Regions from separate parts of the Mus musculus genome. Here regions 2 and 3 are each linked to region 1. A link is a loop called in an ENCODE intact Hi-C map of the cell type or tissue named here. Cell type or tissue: heart. All regions are shown on one strand. Links, peaks and the distances in the headings refer to the core of each region. The heading gives the core; the rest is flanking DNA.

What was found. Hi-C counts contacts between places; a loop is a spot of excess contacts. Peaks named below come from ENCODE experiments on the same cell type or tissue, not always from the same donor. Only the 100,000 strongest peaks of a DNase experiment are listed, where the experiment ranks them.
Region 2: a loop joins it to region 1, with 4 times the contacts of the local background. A loop is called at or near these places in 40 of 42 quality-filtered maps.
Region 3: a loop joins it to region 1, with 11 times the contacts of the local background. A loop is called at or near these places in 5 of 42 quality-filtered maps.

What each region holds. Positions count from the first base shown.
Region 1 is chr19:21,730,945-21,737,901 of GRCm38, reverse strand. Gm41818 (a long non-coding RNA gene) reads right to left here. Exons shown (of 3, transcript XR_003952858.1): 3 at 5,571-6,020. Among named protein-coding and RNA genes, the nearest start is that of Gm41818, 11 kb to the right of the region's middle. In heart, for the core only: a CTCF peak has its summit at 3,509 (motif pointing left); no DNase peak of the experiment used is centred there.
Region 2 is chr19:21,568,852-21,575,279 of GRCm38, reverse strand. No RefSeq gene overlaps it. Among named protein-coding and RNA genes, the nearest start is that of Gm38486, 24 kb to the left of the region's middle. In heart, for the core only: a CTCF peak has its summit at 3,907 (motif pointing left); a DNase peak (open chromatin) is centred at 3,889; H3K27ac peaks cover 956 bases.
Region 3 is chr19:21,941,653-21,948,080 of GRCm38, reverse strand. No RefSeq gene overlaps it. Among named protein-coding and RNA genes, the nearest start is that of Cemip2, 170 kb to the right of the region's middle. In heart, for the core only: a CTCF peak has its summit at 4,432 (motif pointing right); DNase peaks (open chromatin) are centred at 4,480, 5,580 and 6,210; H3K27ac peaks cover 1,727 bases.

The sequences.
Region 1 (6,957 bases), core at 1,525-6,524:
TGCAAACTTAAAATTAAGAAATAAATCTTAAAAAAGGAAAAAAGAAGAAAGTAACTGGCGATCATTTAAAACACAAAATTAGAGCACGCGGGGCGGGGGGGGCGGGGGGGGCGGGCAGGCAAATACAGTGTAACTTTGAGTCACTCGCAAGTGCTAACGTCAGCTGGGTCATTTCCGCATCACTGACAAATACAGGAAACTGTCCTGTGTTGATAAAAAGCAGATGAGAGGACAGCCATCCTTAACACGATCCTTTATTCCAGTAAAGCCACAGACGTAAAACCGCTGCTGCAGCAGAGAGAGACACAGGGGGACCGGATAGCATCTTCACCGCCCTCGGTTCTGGGAACAGCTTGTGGTGCTCACAGACCTCTAGTCCGGAGTCGTTGCTGAGTATTAAACGGGTGCATCCTGTGCTGACATTTGGGCAAATCTGAGGGCTCAAGAATCTACCTACGGTCTTCTTTTCTATCTGTTCGAGTAAACTGGGGATCTGGCATTCCCTAAAACAACCATACTGGTCTCATTCGCTTACTCACTCACTAAATGTTTGATCTCCAATCATGAATCAAGTTCCTTCTTAGGCCCAGGGAACAAAGTTGAACTAGAAAGACCGGGAGGCATGGCCCCAGTCCATTTTTGCTCTCTATGGGCAGATTTTAAGCCACCTTCATCAGACTAGGAATCATGTGGAGCTTGCCAGTGATATTTCAAAGTGACTATGCCTTTCTGCTGATAACATCATTTTTTCCTCTCCAAGGATTTTTTTTTAAAGTTACAAAATTTATAGCCCAGAGTGATAGGAAAGCAATAAAAACCTGTTGAGTTGAAAAGAGTCATTTATTGTTCCCCTAAAGTATGAGCAGACTCACGTTAAGACTCCAGTGGGACATTCTCTCCACGGGCGCGCAGAGTGCTAACCTCTCAGACTTGTAAGTTATAGACGTACCTTGTTAGTTTTTGTTATTAATATTTGAAGAACTTTTACACGTTAGCACAAAGGATTAGAACACGTTAATTCTCTGAGCAGGAGGTATAGACAAAATAAATAATAATTGTTCTCTTAGAAGGTCCACTAGGCTGACATGCTATTTTTATAGAGAAGGAGACAGCCTTGTAAGCAGCAGAGTAAACAAAACATTAAAGGCAGAATCCGGTCAAGAGAAGGACCTGGGAGGATTAGGGACCATGACAAAGATGGTGCCTGAATGTCAGGATCTCATAGAAAAGGAGTAAAAGTTAGGATAAAGTTATTAAGTGGCAGTTCCCTACCACCAACATGAGGGCCCCAGAGTCAGCAAATGGAAACTTGAATGTAAGAGATCACACATTAAGGTTAAATGGGGATTAATAATGAAGGTGGCCAGAGTTTCCTTGTTCTGCAGAAGTTGGGGGTTTAGGACAAGGTGAAAGAATAATTACACAATATGAGAAAAGAGGAGGAACCAGCAAGAGCCCTGTGTGCTTTCCAGGGGAAGCAACGGATGAACGGAGGCACATAGCACAGACACCTTAGCAGTGAGGTTACATCTGGGCATTGAACTACAGGAGTTTCCATCCTGGTGTAGTGGAGCATTCCTATAATCTCAGCAACCAGGAGGCTGAGGCAGGAGAAACAGGAGTATAAGGCTAGCCTGTACTACTTGGTGAGATCCTGTCTCAAAACCAAAAACAGAAAGGAGTTTTCTGAGGCACAAATACAGAAGACAGAGTTTCAGCTTCAAGAACAGCATGTGCAGAGGTAATAAATTAAAATCAAGTGCTGCGGCTGGAGAGTAATAGAGGTGGGGACTGCCAAGCTGTATGCATCAGAAAAGGTAAGGGCTTTAGGCATCCCCAGAGCAAAGCCAGGAAAGCACGTTGTGCTCTCTCTCTCTCCCTCTCCCTCTCCCTCTCCCTCTCCCTCTCCCTCTCCCTCTCCCTCTCCCTCTCTCTCTCTCTCTCTCTCCCTCTCTGTCTCCCTCTCTATCTCTGTTTCTGTCTCTCTCTTTCCCTCTCTCTCTCTCTTCCTCTACTTTTCTTTCTCTGTCTATATCTCTGTCTCTCTGTGTTGCTGTCTGTCTGTCTCTGTGTCTGCCTCTGTCCATCTGTCTGGATCTTACTATATACTCAGAATGACTTTGAACTCACTGTGATCAGGTTGTTTTGATCAACTTAAAAATCATTTTTAAGCTACAGAAAAAGTTGCAGCAATAAAGAAATTTCATGGTGGCACATTTGAGAGGCTGAGGCAGGAGGATTACAAATTCAACGCCACCTTGGGCTACAAAGTAGGATCCTGTCTCAAATATCAAACCAAAATAAACAGAAACAGATTTCATAGAGAACCACTCCAATTGCTAACACTTGCCATTCTCTCTGCGTTTGTGTCCACACTCTATTCACGGGACACTTTGACACTCAATAAATCACATATGGTCACTGAAGTGACTTTTTAGCTCAGTGATAGATCATTGAGCTGGTGTCCATAGGTCTATTGTCCGTGCCTAAGATCAATCCACAGGCTTAGAAAAAGGAAAGAGCCCAAAGATAAGATGCTCATGAAGATAGGAAGGGGTAGTAGGTGTTCCTCTAGAACTGCAATAACGGGCCACCAGATCAAGGCAGCCTTCCTTTTTAGGTGGAAGAGAGAAATGTTAGGAGAACACTTTTCCCAGGTCGGTGCATCTGAGGGAAACTCTGGTTTGAGGATTTGGTATCTTAGTGGTAGAGGCTGTGGCAAAGCAGAAATTAGTGATAAAACAATAGAAGGTGTATAAATATTGCCTATATACACATACATAATCCTGTTTGTATGATAAGCATGATTTCAAATCCTTTAGATAAATCAATTATTTTAACTCTTGTAACAATCCTTCAAAACTAGATAAGCTTCCTGTGTCTGGAGGCTCCCAAGAAGGGACCAGACAAGAGAAATGTACTGTGATGGATTATCTTTAAAATTGTGCCTTGTTTGGTCAGAAACCTTAGAAGTTAAGAGAACTGGCTACTCTTATAGAGGACCTGGTTTTGTTTCCCAGCACCTACATGGTGGCTCATAACTATCTATTACTCCTGTTCTAGAGGATCAATACCCTCTTCTGATTTCCCTTGGCACCAAACTCACACAGACAGGCAGGCAGGCACACATGCATACGTGCAAAACTCATACACACAAAATAAATATGAAACATTTTTGAAAGAAATTTGGAATATTTCACCTCCATTTACACCAGGGGATAGCTTGCTACTCTCCAGACCTCCAACCTTGGCTGAAGCCTGTATTCATCTCTTATGGAAATTCATGTCTGTAAAGGCTTTTGGTTATATATTATATTAGCATCGTCCACATCAACAAGAACTAACCTAAAATGTGAAGAGTAGGAGATACTTTTGATTACAAATTGCTTTTGAATTCGATAAAGCAAAGTGAGGTCCAGAAATGACAAGTCATTTTAATTTTTATTTAAAGATGTAAAATGGTTTAACTATCACTGGCATGAAAGCCAGTATTTCCCAAGCGCCCTCTTGTGGCATGGATTAATGATTTCCAAATTCCTGTTAGATGGAGACCAGGGAAGCAGATTTCCCTTTTCCGTGCTGGGCACTGAACCCAGGGCCTTGCACTTCCTAGGTGAATGCCTGTGCACTATAGTGCACACCTGACTCTAGCTGTGTAATCACAGTGATTTCGGTTTAGCTGCTGTGGAAGCCTGCAGCTTAAAACCTTCTCACTGTCCTGGAAACGCTGGAAACAAATCTTTCAAAGGCATAAGAAAACAGATAATTTCTCATGTTGTATACAAAAGATGGAAGACAGCTAGCTCAAGGCCACCAAAAATGTAAATGCCAAGATGAAGAGCAGAGCCCTTCACAGTGCCTCTGTGGCCTTACTTGCAGCATGATGAACTAGAAGAACACTGTCTGATCTAGTCCTCCTCAGAGTGCTGATCTGGGAACTCTATGAGTTCTGCAAAGTTCCCTGTACCGCCATTGCCTCTGACAGAGGACAGCACAAGCGAAGTGGACAAGAGAGAGTCTTTGAAGATCGACGATTTCCTTTGCAGTACTCAGCATACCCCAAAGATGGCCTTTAAGGAAGTGAAGGGAAATAAGCAGGAGAAAGCAGACCTCACAGGGTGCTGAGTTTATTTTCAAGAATTAACCTGTAACTGACACTTGGCAATGCTGGGCATCAGCTCCCCATCCCTCAGATGTCAGGGCATTGCGTGTTGTTCTGTGTTCTGTGGGCCTTTGTCACTTGAAGGTGAAGCTGAAGCCAGACGAGTCTAAGTGTCTGGGGTCCCCGTTACTAGTGAGTTGAGGCAGAAGAATCACTTGATTTTGGTTCTGAACCAGGCTGGGCAACAGATGACTCTTATAAGTAAAGCTGAGCAAAGGAGAAATAGCAACCAAGACAGAAATAGGAAGAGAAACAGAAAATGCAGGGAAGGGGCTGAAGAGATGCTCAGGGAGCTGGCTAGGTGACTGCTCTGCACTGTGGGGACCTGAGCTTAAGGATACAGTCATGGTGGCATTCTCCTGCACTTTTACCTTAACATGAGGAAGGCAGAGACAGGAGGATCCCAAAGACTCAACGGGCAGCTAATGGGGTTGAATCGGTGAGATGCAGCAGGTTCAGTGAGCTACACACACAGTCTTTTCAAGAGCAAAATTGCTTTGAGTATCACAAGAATCTTTGAACTCTTTGATCAGGGTGGGGAGGGACTGCTAAAGACTGGGGAGTTTCTGAAGTTGGATTTAATGTATCTCAATGGAAGGTCATAAGCCTAGAGGAGCCAGGGGGAGGAGGGATATGGCTTGGACATGCAATATTCTCCATAGGCCCACATGTTTGAAAACTTGGTGCTCAACTTGTGCTGCTGTTTGGGAAGGTTGGGAAATGCTTAGGAGGTGGAGCCTTGATGGAGGAAGTGGGACACGGGAGCTAGACTTTATACACTGACCCATCTTCCTATCCCTTCTCTGCTTCCCATGTGTGGATGTAGCATGAGTATCCAGGCCCTATCCATAGTACCACGCCTTCCCTGCCTCCTGCCATGTATTCCCTGCCATGACGGACTGTATTCCTTTGGGACTGTGAGCTAAAAGTCAACACTTTGTATTTATGCTTCGTTTGTGAAGGAATTTTACCACCACAAGAAGACAGTGTCTATGATATGATATATTCAAGTGAGGACCGTGTATTGCGCTGCCCTTTAAGTGATATTTAATGAATCTCACAGTGTGATATAAATGAAGACTGGAGTAAGCTCTACTGGAATTGGTCATTTTCTTAGTGCTTCCTTGGGCTGAGTCAATAAGGAGGTCACACACTCCCTGTACACGCTCACTCAGCCCAAAGCCCAGCCAGAGAGGTGATCATGTGTGAATGTCCAATCAGAGAAGTGGTTACATGTGCTATACGACTAGCTCACGATCCTCCATGGGCAAAGCCCTTAATCACAAGGAAAGTAAGCCATGTTTCACACTCACAATTACATTTCGCTCGGATGGTTTTTGGGTCCTCTGCCCAAATCTACTTTGTGAAGTTTTGATCTGCTCTGACATTCCGAGCTGGCCTTGGGGGGGGGGGGGGGAGGCAGAGGCCATGTTCTTAAGGACACACCAACAGAATGGGCATCTCCTGAGAGCTTTAAAAATGCAGAAACTTAGTGTCCTACCCCTCAGAGGCAGATCTGACACTTTATCAAAACCCCAGAGGGGTTCTTATGCACTTTAGTGTTTGAGAGATGCTGTCTCTCAAAAGACAGCTTCTGAATGCTACGGCTGGGAAAGTGACTCAAGTTTCCCTAGGCCAGTTCAGAAGCCTAGGGCGCATTCCTAGAATTCCACTCACAAGATTGCAGAATAGAAACATATCTTAACTCTACATGACACAAGAGTCAGATTCATCTGTCTTTCAATCCCATCTTCTGTCCATGGTGGCGCATAGGTTTCCGAACTCAGAGGGTACTTCCCGGCAGAATTCAGGCATCAGGGTCTGAAATAGATTGTGTAAGCAGCCAGCAACTCTCCGTCTGTAATGAGATACCCGGACCTCAGCAAATTACTGGGGTTTTCTTGATTAGTTACTAATCAATAGTATGGAGACAGTGCTGTCGATCTTATGTATTTCCCAAGGAAGTTAAAGGATCCAAAAATTCCCAGGCTGGGATGGTGATGGCTCAGTGGGTAAAGGGCTTGCTGAGCACAGTGAGGACCAAAGTTAGGATTCATCCATGGCTTCCCACAGCAAACCCACTGCAGTCAATAAGAGGCTTATCACGTCTTCTGAGTCTTTCCATTCACCCTCAGTGCCCCACCCTGGATCTACTGAGTCCTAGCCCTTTCCTCTGCTGCTGATGCCCTTTAATTCATCTCTTAGTCTAGACTCAAATGGATTCTTTTTTAAACTTCTCTCTCTCTCTCTCTCTCTCTCTCTCTCTCTGTGTGTGTGTGTGTGTGTGTGTGTTTGTGTGTGTGTGAGTGTGTGTGTACACATCCTGCAGCATACATGTAGTTAGGGGACAACTTGTAGATACCTTGCTACAAGATCAAGGCCAATTTGGTCAACTTAGTGAGTTCTGGGCCTACATAGAAAGACCTTATCTAGAATAAACAAACAAAACAAGAAAGAAAGAAAAAAAAAAGATACAGTGAAGAAATGACAGACAGAACTGGGTGACGGACACATGAGTGTTTACTACGTTATATTTTCTATAGCTCACCTGCATCTTATACATATTTTATATTTATTAATAAGATGAACAAATGACTTTTCATCTATAAAACATCTATTAAGAATATTAAGAGCTTATTTTCTATTTATTATAAATTGTCTTGGCCATAGGCCACCATTTCTGTTTGGCGGATTCAAGGTGCCAGTGGGCCTATGGTGCTCTCAAGGCTACCACTTAGGCCTCAATTTTAAGGGCTCAGTCTACCCCTACTCTAAATCTAGTATTACACGTTCAG
Region 2 (6,428 bases), core at 1,429-6,428, 160 kb after region 1:
AACCTTGTGCAATGGATACATACAGTGACATTGTTTGGAACCCCCCCCCCCCAGAGCCCACTGATACCATCGGAAACACAGTGATTGTTTGGGAAAGGGTTTTTCGTTCAAGATTTGTTTTTATTTTATGTGTGTGGGTGTAGCCTGCATATGTATCCGAAGAGATGACTCAGTGGGTGATGTTCTCATTGTACAAGCATGAGGACCAGAGTTCAGATCCCCTGCACACATGTAAGTGCCATCTTGGCAAGGGTGGTCTGCCTATGATCCTACAGTGTGAGAGGCCAACACAGGGATCCTCAAAGGAAGCTAGATAGCTAGACAAGCCAATCAGTGAGCTCGAGGGTCAAGTAAAAACCCTGCCTCAATCCATAAGATGGACAGCAGTGGAGGGAGACACCCTACATCAACCTTGGGCCTACACCTATACGTGCACACACATGCACATGAATGCCTGTACACAGCTGGGCAGTGGTGGTGCATGCCTTTAGTCCTAGCACTTGGGAAGCAGAGGTAGGCAGATACCTGAGCTCGAGGCCAGCCTGGTCTACAGAGTGAGTTCCAGGATAGCCAGGGCTACACAGAGAAACCCTGTCTTGAATAAATCAATCAATCAATCAATCAATCAATCAACAAATAAAAATAAATGCCTGTACACATTAGCATGCACACCACATACACATGATAAACAGGACAGTTTACTCTGTTTTCTCCACGATAAGCCTTTCCCTCTATGTTCCTGAGTGTGTACATGTGTGCATGCATACACACACACTCTACTTGAAGCTTTCCACAGTATCTGGCTGTCACTGAATTTTTAAAAACCCAACCTTGTAGGAAGGGAGAGTGTTAGCGTACATTTTTTTTGCAACCTACTTTTAATAGGGGTTCAAACTTTCCTCTAGTCCACCACCCAGCAGAGGTAGTGGAAGAGAAATAGTATTAGGACATGGGAGAAGTAGACCTGTTTAGTAACAGTTCTTTGGGGGTGAACTTGATCTTCAGTTCAGTCCCGTAGCAAACACCAAATATGACTGAGCTGCAGACCAGTCCGGTAGGCAGGCAAACACCAGGCACAAACCAGCAGCTGTAGGTCAATCCTGAAGAAACTTGTCAGCTAGTCTGAGGTGAAACTACAGAAGCAGCAAGCTGCTGCAGGAACCTCACGAGCAGTTCTTAGGTGAGTTTCTCTCAATGGCAGCATTACCACAAGTTGAGCTCAACCATGCTATTTAAGGTGAACAAATACATGTGGGTCATCATGGAAGAATAGTGAGGTGGAGCAGAGAAGCCGAAGCTCAGTCCTCATCTCCCACTGTCTGTGGGGTCATATTTATACTCCTTCATCACAGGTCCTTTCATGTGTTTGCTATATCAAAACATCCTTTCACCTGTGTCTGCTTCAGGAAGACATTCTTTCCTGTGTCCGCTCCAGCAAAACATCCTTTCTCTTGTGTGCCCTAGCAAAATATAATTTGACATACTAACTTTCCAAAGAAACTAGAAGTTTCCACGTCAGGAAAATAACAGGAAGTAAGAGTATTAAAAGAAATTTGTCTGAGTCAGGTGGCAGTGGCACTTGGCTTTTTTTTTTTTTTTTTTTTTTTTCACCCATCAACTGTCAGTTTGAAATTCTTAAGTCCCTTCATTTCATGTCTGTCAAGCAAGATACTAGCTCCTTAACATATGTTTAGCATTCATTTTAGGTGTATGGGTATTTTGCCTCCATGTATGTCTGTGTACCACATGCATGTCTGGTGCATACTGAACAGGTTGTTTTGATGAAGATATATGTCAGTAGCTGGAGGGGCGGGGTGCACACCTTTAATCCAAGAAGTGGGGAGGCAGAGGTGGGCGAATCACTGAGTTTAAAGCCAACCTGGTCTACAGAGTGAGTTCCAGGACAGCCAGGGCTACACAGAGAAATCCTGTCTCAAAAAAGCAAGCAAGCAAACAAACAAAAAGTGTGTGTGTGTGTAAAACAAAATTAATGAAAACAGAGACCATGGATTTGAAAAAGATCAGAGAGGGGTACACAGGCTGGGATGGAGAAAAGGGAAGAGGAAATGATAGAACTATATTCTACTTAAAAATGAAAACAAAATTTTAAGAAGAAAAACAAAATTACTTTAGTTCATTAGTCACCCGGGGAGAATAAAACGCATGGCGTTGCACCTGCGAAAGAATTATCCACCATCATGATGAATGTGTGCACGCACACGGGTGAATGTAGACTGGTGACAAGAACAGCTTATCCTGAGAAAGTTTCTCTCTCTTCCCCTTTCCGTCGTCCCTTCCCCCCAACCCCCACCCCATTTGCTCCAGTTCTCACACTCCATAGAACTGTGTTGCTTATTCCTTTCAGGATTGCTTCAGCTCTGGCTTCTTTCTCACACCTCCTCGTTAGGTTGAGTGACAGGTAAAACGCTGTTGTCTGAGATGTATCCGGCAGAGAAGAGAGTGGGGTGTGGATCCGCAGCTACCAGAACTTGTTTGAATCCCTCTTGCTCTGTTGCTCTCCATCTAGCCTCCATCTTCTGTGTATCGGGATCTAAACTGATGTTCACGGAGGAGCTTCAAGTGGGTCTGGACACGGCCATCTTCTCCCCATCTTCCTCGCCTCCTACTGTTCTTGCAGTAATCTAGGGCCCTTGGGTGTTTGGGATATAAAGGAGCTTTTTCTGGTCTCCCCTCCTCGAGGGCAGAGAACAACAGAAACTAAATAAGAAGCGGGGGGCTATGCATGGGCATTTAGTAGCTCTCAAGTAGCCGAGAGATGATACATACGGTAACTAGAGATTAACTTTCTTTAAGGGAGGCCTCTTGTGCAGATTTTTTTCTTTCAAGAATGACCAACAGTTGTGCCAAGCCCTGGTGTTGATATAAACACCATTCTGGCCATTGAGCACCGATTTCTAAGAGCTTTTTCATCCTCTTTGACAAGACACTTCGTCCAAGGAAGACACAGTCCAGAGGTTAAATACAGAAGACATCTGTATTTATTAGACTGGGTGCTATCGGGAAAGCTGTAGTTATGTTAAAAATAACATGCGATTCAAAGTTCACAGGATAAATATAGCCAGCTGGGAACAGATGAGTAATGTCGGTATGGTGGGCTGTGCTCCCAACCAGGGGGTGCTGAGTGTTGGAATTCAGTTTTACTTTTGATATTCCTTAGGCATTCTCAAGGTACAAAGCAAAACTCTGCTCTTGGGACTGGAGGCAGACATGACATAAAGAAGGGTCTGTTAAGGAAATAAAAGTGTCCTTCTATTTTACGACTACATTGCTCGTTCGGATTGTGCCGTTCTTGTATTCCGCACTGTGTTTCCATTGACCTTTTCCTGGCACGGCCGTGCTAAAACCTCTTCCGATAATCAAAGTATGTAGACAGCTACCCTGAAGATGGGAACTGGAAAAGACCAGCTAGCATCCAGGACTCACGGCCACAACATATAAGTTGCATGGTTGCTTGGCTTAGCTCTGTCTGTTGTCTTTGCTTGATATGGTGTAGGAATTGAGCCCAGGGCCTCTCCTGTACCCGGCATGCTTTGTCCCAGAGAACTGCCTTTCTCCCAGGGAACTGCGCCCCCATCCCCCAACCTAATTTTTAAATTTCACTCTTTGTTTTTCCTTTCTCTTGTGGACTTTATAGAAAGGCTCCCTTTCAAAATTCTAGCCATTTTACCTATTTTTAAAGAAGGGTCTTAGGTTCTTGTGGATCAGCACAGGCAGTACACCCTGGGGACACATTACTAGTGCACATTCTTTGGTCCACCCTACGGACCTACTGTACCAGGAACTGTGGGAATGGGACCCAGCGACACTGAGTTAACAAAATTCTCATGTTGGCTTGAGAACCACAGTTCCACCAGAACTAAGGGAAATCGCGCCCCCTGGAGGTCGCATGACCACAGCCGCCAGAAGTAGTTGCATCAACCCAAGCAGTCTAGAGGCAGAGAGGCAGCAGGGTTTGCAAATCTTACTGCCTCTCTCCATACAAAGTGACGACTGCAGGCAGCTTCAGAGGCCCGGGATTGATTTAACTATAAAGGATGGTGCCAGTTTGAAGATGGGTGAGTATGGGTGTATTAAAAAATAAATGAGTATTTGCTGATCTGTTTATCGTTTCCATTTCTGGTACTTGGTTCACTTCCGTATTCAAAATCTTGCAAGGGACCTCCATTGAGCCTTGTCTCAAACCTCTGCAACAGGATCCTGTTCTCGTATTCAGCTCTTACTTGCCTCCCACGTGGAGAAATGCTGCTTGCTTTCTTCTGTGTTTATGCTGCCAGGGCAACAGCAGGAGCCGGTATAGGCCTCTGACAACTGTGCTCTTTGCTGGAAGCAGCCCCTGCAGGGCAGGAGCCACCATTGATTCCCTTTGATCCTGCCTTAGCACACTGTTCTTGGTGAGAGGTGTGAAAAATACTTTCAAACGAATACATGGACTAATTCAGCCCGTAGTCTGCATGCGCTAGGCATTTCTGGAATGGCTCAACCGGCTTCCTTCACCCAGTTCCTCTCAATGTGAAATGCCTTATGCCCAAGGTCAATAGGGAATACCTCATGTCTATCTCTAGCCTGTCTAAACCCCATCTGATGAATTCACTGAGTCTCACTGTTTTGGGGATGAGTACAAGAAAAAAATATATGTACATATATATATATATATATTTATATTATATATATTTGTGTTGTGTTGGTTGAGGACTTAACACATACCACATCGCCTTAATTTTAAAATCAGTTTATGAGGAAGATATTATTATTGTTATTATCAAATGTAATGAAATGGATGGAAACAGGGCTTAAATAATTTGCTTAGGAAGTAGAGTGAGAGATTTCAAAGCTAGTACTAAAACCCAGGTTTGCTCTACCCTTAAGGTCAATTGTCTTAATTTAAGTCTACATGGGTAATAGACTAAGTACAGATATTCAAAATGTTCAAACTCAAAAATTATTAATATAAATAGACCATAGAAATCTAGACTGACGTTTTGTTATTCTTTTTAAAACAAGATCTTACTACACAGTCCAGATTTAACGTATATCTCAGTTGTCCTGGCATTACATACATGCACTACCATGTACTGGAAATTAGAATTGATGTGCTAGTCAGCGAATACAAATACACTGATGTCCTGCCAGTTAGGCTTTTCTCTAGGAGCAGAAAAATATAGGGCATGAATAAGGTTGACAGGTCCTTGATCTTTAAAAATTATTTTCTTTAATCCCACCACTCGGGAGGCAAAGACAGGAAGATTTCTGTGAGTTTGAGACCAGCCTGGTCTACGGAGCAAGTTCCAGGACTTCCAGGGTCACATAGAGAACCCCTGTCTTGAAAAACCAAAATCCCAAAACCAAATAAACCTAAAAAGAACTATTTTGCATTGGGAAGATTTGATGGAAGAGTCTGTCCTGGGCAAAATGAAGAAAGCACAGGCCCTGAAGCTAGGGAGACTGGAGGGAACCAATGAGCAGAAGCCACATCCACAGACCCCCATCCTTGCCCTTAGGAGGACTAACTCTGATCAAGACGCCCTGGCATAGGTTCTGTAAAAGAAGGAACCCAGCCCAGGCTGTCCCAGAGTGTAAGTCTATGACCATAGGAGGGAAAGTCAATCCTTTTGGTTTGTGCCACTAACACTGTCCCCAGAGCCTGAAAATGAGTGAGACTTTAGCAAAAACTCAAGTAATCTCTCTCTCTCTCTCTCTCTCTCTCTCTCTCTCTCTCTCTCTCACACACACACACACACACACACACACACACACACACACACACGAGAGAGAGAGAGAGAGAGAAAGAGAGAGAGAGAGAAAGAATAAAGTATGTGAGTAAACTGATCTTTTAATTAATTAATTAATTAATTAATTAATTTTAAAGACATGGTTTCTCTGTGTAGCTCTGGCTTTCCTGCAACATACTTTATAGGCCAGGCTGTTCCACTCACAGAGGCAGAACCAGTTCCCAGGTCTTTCTGGATGTGCCAAGCACCAGCAGCATCAGAAGGTGGGCCTGAGTCTGTTGGTAACAACACACCAGAGAATAGCTCCAATCTAGCAGTCCATGAAATTATATGTCCTTGCCTAGATGCAGACAGGGAGGAGCTACCTTGTCTGTAGCAATACCAAGCAACATAGCAAGGCCAATTACAAATGAACCTGCTTTTTGTTATCACAGTGCACGTACAGCTAGAAACCAGGTTAATGACAAAATGTACCTTCCTACAGGGGTGGGGGTGGGGGCGGGGAGCAAGCATTTCCACAGCTGTCTCCAGGGCTGCTGTGTCACTGTCCAGCTGTCTCCAGGGCTGCTGTGTCACTGTTGTAATCTTGGGTTCAGTTAATGCCATCCTTTGTTTTTTTCCTTGCTCAAAACTTGACATTCCACATGGCTTCCACTCACTTTCTTTGACCTACACATC
Region 3 (6,428 bases), core at 1,429-6,428, 210 kb before region 1:
AAGATGTCCAGTCCCCAAGGCAGGAGGGCCGGTACCTGGAGCTAAATGCTACAGCTGACAGTTAGGGTTGAGCAGGGAACAGTACTGGAAGGAAATGGCACCAAGGAGAGCCAGGGAGAGCAGCTGCCCCAGGCAGCCCTGATGTCTACATTTACCATCCAAGTTCCGTTGAATGCCCGCCCTCCAGGAGAGGCAACACTAATAAGCACGAATTTCATGATATAAAGGTCTCTCTCTCTCTGATCCTGTTTTAATAATTTTTCATTACCCACCTACTAGTTTAATAATCAGTATGGATGAGTCACCACATATTAATTTTTAGTGAATTAAGATTGCTGCCCGTTATTGTCCTACACAGACTTGGAAATTGCCTAAAAGATGCATAGCTGAAGAACGTTAGAGTCATTGTACCAATTTTGTTTTTCCCTACACAAGCCAACTTCTGTGACTTCAGCAAGGGGGAACACAAGCTTTTGAAATGAAACTGGAGAAGATTAAGGTTCCATTGACCACCATCTCTATCATTCAGAAGCAAAGTCACATCACCAGAGACAAAGCTGGACACCTACCTACACGATGGCTAGGGTAATGGCCATATACATGCCAAACAATTATCCAGGCATAATGACACACACCTGCAATCCCTTGTTTCGCATGGATCATTAATAATTAAACAATCATTTTAAAGTCTCTTGCCCACAAAAGCCAAGATGTTAGGAGGGATTTAATCTATAGCTAGTGTGCAAAGGACAGTATACATCAAAAGCTTTCATATTTAAATCTCATCACACCAGCAAGCAGATCTAATTTAAACTTTGCAGACCACAACATTTGCGTTGTCCAAAAACTGAGGAATGGGACCGGCTGAGGTACTAGCAGCAGACATTTTAGGATTGTCCCTCTCCTGTGGGCTCAGCTTGGCCCAGCTTCTCCAACTGGGAGATAGACTACAATTTAGTCTTTGCTTCACTAGTACTTTATCTTGCAGACTCCGCCTCAACCCAGAGAGTCTGTCCCTGACTCCCGGGGACCGGGTATTCTCTTTACTTCATACAGATCTGTTTGTCTCTGCACATAGCTCAGTTTTTGATTATTCACTGTGCAGCCATTAGAATTTTCTGTCTATTAGCTGGCAGGCTAGCTGAAGCTGCACAGATCTCTCTTTTTATATCCCCAGTACACAGCACAAAAGCTCACAATTACTCTCAATGAAGAAACCGGTGGCTACACTCCACCTGTCCCTTATTATCCCCAAGGTGCAAGTGTGGATGCTGAAAAGCAGCCTATACAAATGGGGATCCGCCCCCTTATGTTATGGCCTTGTCCGGTGGTTGGAAGTGTCCCAAGCATGTCTCCTCCCACTGTGTCATGTGACCATTTTCTGGTTTTAGATGTCGTATAAGTGAGTCACTTCCTGTGTGTATCACAGGGCTCTTGCAGTAATTGAAATGGTCTGAGCCTGTAGTATCTCTTCCTACTGTGTCATCTGATCCTCGGTGATTTTTAGGCAGATCTAAAGCCTCTTTCTTAAGCTTTCTTGTACAGAATTTGATTCCTGGTGTGGAAATAATGAGGCAGTGGGACTTTAAGAGGGAACTGGGTTCTGGGATAATCATACCCAAGGGGATTAATGCTGCTCTCATGGAGTGAGTGAATTCTCTTGGAAGCCTCTCACTCTCCCTTGCTTCCTATTTTACCAGATTTCTGCTCTGTCTTCCCACAGGCTCCCACCAGGTTCTTCATCAAACAGCAGAAGAACCTCACCAAAGACCAATCCAGTGAAGTTGCCTATCTTAGACTGTCAACTTCTAATACTGTGAGGTAGGCTTTTTTTCTTTTTTCTTTTTCCTTTTTTCTTTTTTCTTTTTCCTTTTTTCTTTTTTTCTTTTTTCTTATTCCTTTTTTTTTGGTTTCTCGAGACATGGTTTCTCTTTATAGTCCTGGCTGTCCTGGAACTCACTCTGTAGACCAGGCTGGCCTCGAACTCAGAAATCCCCATGCCTTTGCCTCCCAAGTGCTGGGATTAAAGGCATGCACCACCACTGCCCGGTGAGGTTTTTCTTATTATTATTCTCTCACACATTATATCCTAACCACAGCCTCCCCTTCCTCTACTTATCCCACCCATCTCCCTTCTCCTCCAGATCCACTGTTTCTCTTCAGAAGTGAGCAGGCCTCCAGGGATATCAACCCAACTCCATATAACAAGCTATAAGACTAGGCACAAGCCATCTCATATCAAGATGAGGCAACCTAGATTTGATATGAGCAGGCAAAGAGTCAGAGACAACCCCTACTCCCATTGTTAGGAGTCCTACAAGAACGCCAAGCTGCACAACCACAACATATATACAGAAGGCCTACCTCAGACCCATATAGGTTCTGTGATTGTTGCTTCAGTTTCTGCGAATCCCTCTGAGCCCTGCTTAGGTGATGATCTGAACCATATTCTTATGGTGTTTTTGACCTCTCTGGCTTCCTCTCCCTCTTCCTTGAGGTTTCCCCAGGCTCCACCTAATGTTTGGCTGTGAGTCTTTGCATCTGCTCCCAGCAGTTGCTAGATGAAGCCTCTGTGATGACATTGGGCTATGCACCAATCTATGAATATAGCAGAATATCATTAGGAATTATTTCATTTACTTTTTTCTATCTTCGGTCTCTGGGCTATCCAGCCCTTGGTTTCTGGCCATCCAGGCAGTGCCATATGTGGCTTCCCTCTCATAGAATGGAATCACATTGGACCAGTCATTGGTTGGCCACTCCCACAAGTTCTGCACCACCATTATCCCAGCACATCTTGCAGGCGAGACAAATTGTAGGTCTAAGGGTTTGTGTCTGAGTCAGTGTCCCAGTCCCAGTCCCAGTCCCAGTCCCAGTCCCAGTCCCAGTCCCACCACTGGAAGTCTTTCCTGGTTACAGAAAACGGTCAGTTCAGGCTTTGTCTCCTCTATTACTAGGAGTCATTACTAGGATCATCCTCATATATTCCAAAAAGTTTCCACAGCACTAATACTGTGAGTTTTTAAAATCCTCTTTTCTGTGCTTACGGCCCCGCCTGTGGTATGCTATTGAAAGACTCCAAGAGGAGCCCCTCACTCAGGCCTCAGGACAATAGCGGACACCCAAGAACTCACGACAGACCGAGCTTGTTGCAAACCACATGAGGCTTTATTCGGGGAAAGCCAGAGCTCTGGGGAGGACTCATATCCCACGCAGGGGTAGAGGAGTCGACCTCGAGGGTAAAGAGTTCCCAGTTTTTATAGGCCCTCAGGGGGGAAAGGAGAAGGGGGAGATTAGGGGATTTCCAGACCTAAACAATGTCTATTCTCAAGAAATGGGTATGGGAGGGGTACAAGGAAAGAGTCTAATGAAGGTGCAGCAATGGGCACACACCTGGTCAGAACATTGGCAGACACACAGGTTCCAGGAGTGGCCAGAGCATTGTGCACCTCTATTTTTTTAAATCAGTGAAGCTAGTTCTGCTAACACTGACGTCTATCTTGCCAATTTCAGGGCTTCTGTGTCCTTTTACATTCTGCCAGGATCTTTCACTATCATAATAGTGGAGAACAGAAAAGCACACCATTGCGCATCGCAGCTAGGAGCTTCAGGGAGATCCTAACTGCTGTTCACACGAGGGTGAAATGAAACCACTGTGAGACAAGCAAGCCTTCAAGCAGTGTGATTGTGTGCAGATGCTTCTACGGCGGGAAGAACTGTGACATCACAGTCAGATCCATGGTTCTTTCTCACGTCTCTGGAAAGAAGCTGGGAATTCCCACAACAGCCTTTGTACCATAAAAGCTTCAGAAGGGGCTCTACGAATCCTATCGTGTGCATCGAACTTTTGTAAAAACCATAGTTTCTTCAAGAAGTCATTTTAGATTTTTAAAGTCACATTCTAAAACTCTGTCAATACATGAAGAGATGGTGTGGTCTTAAAATTCCACTTTACTAAGAAGGCTTTCAGAATTTTCCTCATCTGGATGATTTTACTCGTAAATTGGGTTTTATTTTGAATACATGCAGACATAATTCTGTACAAATAGAGCTTTTCTGTTCATTTTTTGTTGGATTTTTTTTTATATTTCTTATCTTCCTTCTACATATATCAGCCATAAGCCCCAGTGAACAGCCTAGTCGATGTCCTTTCACATATTATTATGTCTGCATAATTATGTTTAATCCTGTACTTTACCTGTGCATTGTTCAATATGGGAAACCTTTTTTTAGGTGGTGCCCTACAGGAAGAGGCTCTGATTACTTAGGGCCTTTGCATCCTGCTTCTCTTTTGGTCCTTCATAGATATTCTTCTAGGGCCTCTGGGGTGACTACCATTCACTCATAAATGACTGCAGAGTATTCTCTGGGCTGCAGATATTGTGGGATCTAGTCCTGCTCTAGCATGGGAAATGTTCCCTTCCCACGGGCCACTAGGGAGCACTGTCAGAGCAGTGTCGGCCTGGGTGAGCAGCAGCCAGCTTGGGCAAGACTCAGAGACACATCTGTGACTACACGAACCTCTTCATCCTCAGCTGAAGATGCAGCGTTTGTCCCAACTTTTCTCCCAAGCCTTTCTCAAGAAGAGAACCCAGAACTCACTGGCTTTCTCTAACCAGGTCTTTACCTGTCATTTCAGCCATGGGGATGGGGGTTAAGACAGACTCAGGTTTCTTGTTTGAGTCCCCTACGGTTGTTGACAGACACAGAGAAAATGACTGATCAGAAATGTTCTGAACTGCACAGCCAATGAGAACAGTTCCTGTCACTGTTGCCACTTCAATGCCACCGCTCAGGACAGAAGATTCCAGAAAGCAGGCTAAGAGCTTGGCATCCATTACCTCAATGGATAGTCACAGAAATCTCAGGATATAAGGACACTTTATATTCTATTATACAAATGACATGTGTGACGTAGATATGACAGGTTCACATATCAACACAGACCTTCTTAAGACAGAACATGAATTTTCTCCTTACACCTTAAGCAGGTCACTGCGTGACTATTCCTGAATCTCCATGTCTTCTCTGAAAAAAACAAAAAACAAAACACAACCCTCAATCCAGGCCCTAGGTTTGCTCACAGTACGCACCTTGGCACATGGCAGATCTTCAGTGTAAGTTCATAAACAAACAAATGACTGGAAGAACTGTGAGGGGTCTCTGGAAGGAGCAGAGTCAAACTACAGTCCTAATGACATTAAAATATATAAAGAAAAGCCAGCAGATTTGAGTTGTTTCTTTCAGAGAGGATTTCTGTGACAAATTCATTTACCAAACCAATTTAGCAAATAAAGGGGCCCTGGCTCTGCTCTACAGCAGAGCCTTGAGAGCTGTTTGCCCTGTGGATCCCAGCACTGAAAACTGAAAGTGTGCCCTGGGCTATTCACACAGAGCACTGTGCTAGCTGCTGCCGAGAGAGAAGGCTCAATTTTTTTATTAAAAGTGAAAATACTCCAGGATCCAGCTTTACGCAGTGGCCGTTAAAGGGCTAAAAGGCAGGAAATTTTCGCTTCCATCAGAAAAGTGTGTGGTAATCACGGACATTACGTTTCTCTCCGGAAACACACAGACATTGACTTCCTTTGGGTGTGCTTATCATTTTCCTTCCTTTCCAGAAAGTGCATTCATTCTCCTGGGGAAAGAAACGAAGACCCAGTGATGTAGAAGCCGCCAGGACCACAAGTGCTACTGTTCTTTCTCGTGTGCTGTTTTCTTTCTGTGAACTCTGAGATGCCACTAATGAGAATAACCAATTACTACATCTGTTGACCAAGAGCAGGCTCCGCTGCCCATTAACACAGCCTTCTCTGGCCAGTCACTCTAATGAGAAACTGGGTAATTGCAGGACTCTTGGTCAATAGTTGAGAATTTTAGTTTATGTTGAATTTACAGCCAGAAGTGCATTTGTTTTGATGTTTCAAGCCTAATTAGATTTATTTTATATATAAAGAAATGCCGACTTTTTTTTTCTTTTTGTGACCCCAAATTCTAGATATATTATGTACATCAAAGAATAAGAGATTGAGATGGATGCTCCAAATATCATCTGCTTCGAGTCAGAGATAACTATATCCCACTCATTCCAGGAAGTCAACCAGCCACCTTCTCTGATATTGCTGAAATATTCCATCCTGCCAACTCTTGGCACAGATTGTTTCCTTGAGCCCCAGAAGCTATTGTCTTCATTTCCTCTGTGCTCGGTTTAGCTTCTTGTGGTCATTTTCCCTACTGTGGAAGGAGGAGCTGAGTTGGTTTCCACTGTCTCCAGTTTCTCTATAGGCTTTTGCCAAGATTTTGTTTTGTTTTTTTTTTAATTACATGTGTATGCACACATGTGCATATATGCATGTGTGTGTGCATATATATGCATGTGTGTGTGCAAGTACATGAGTGCTGGCTTTTCACTGCATACATCACACTGCCTA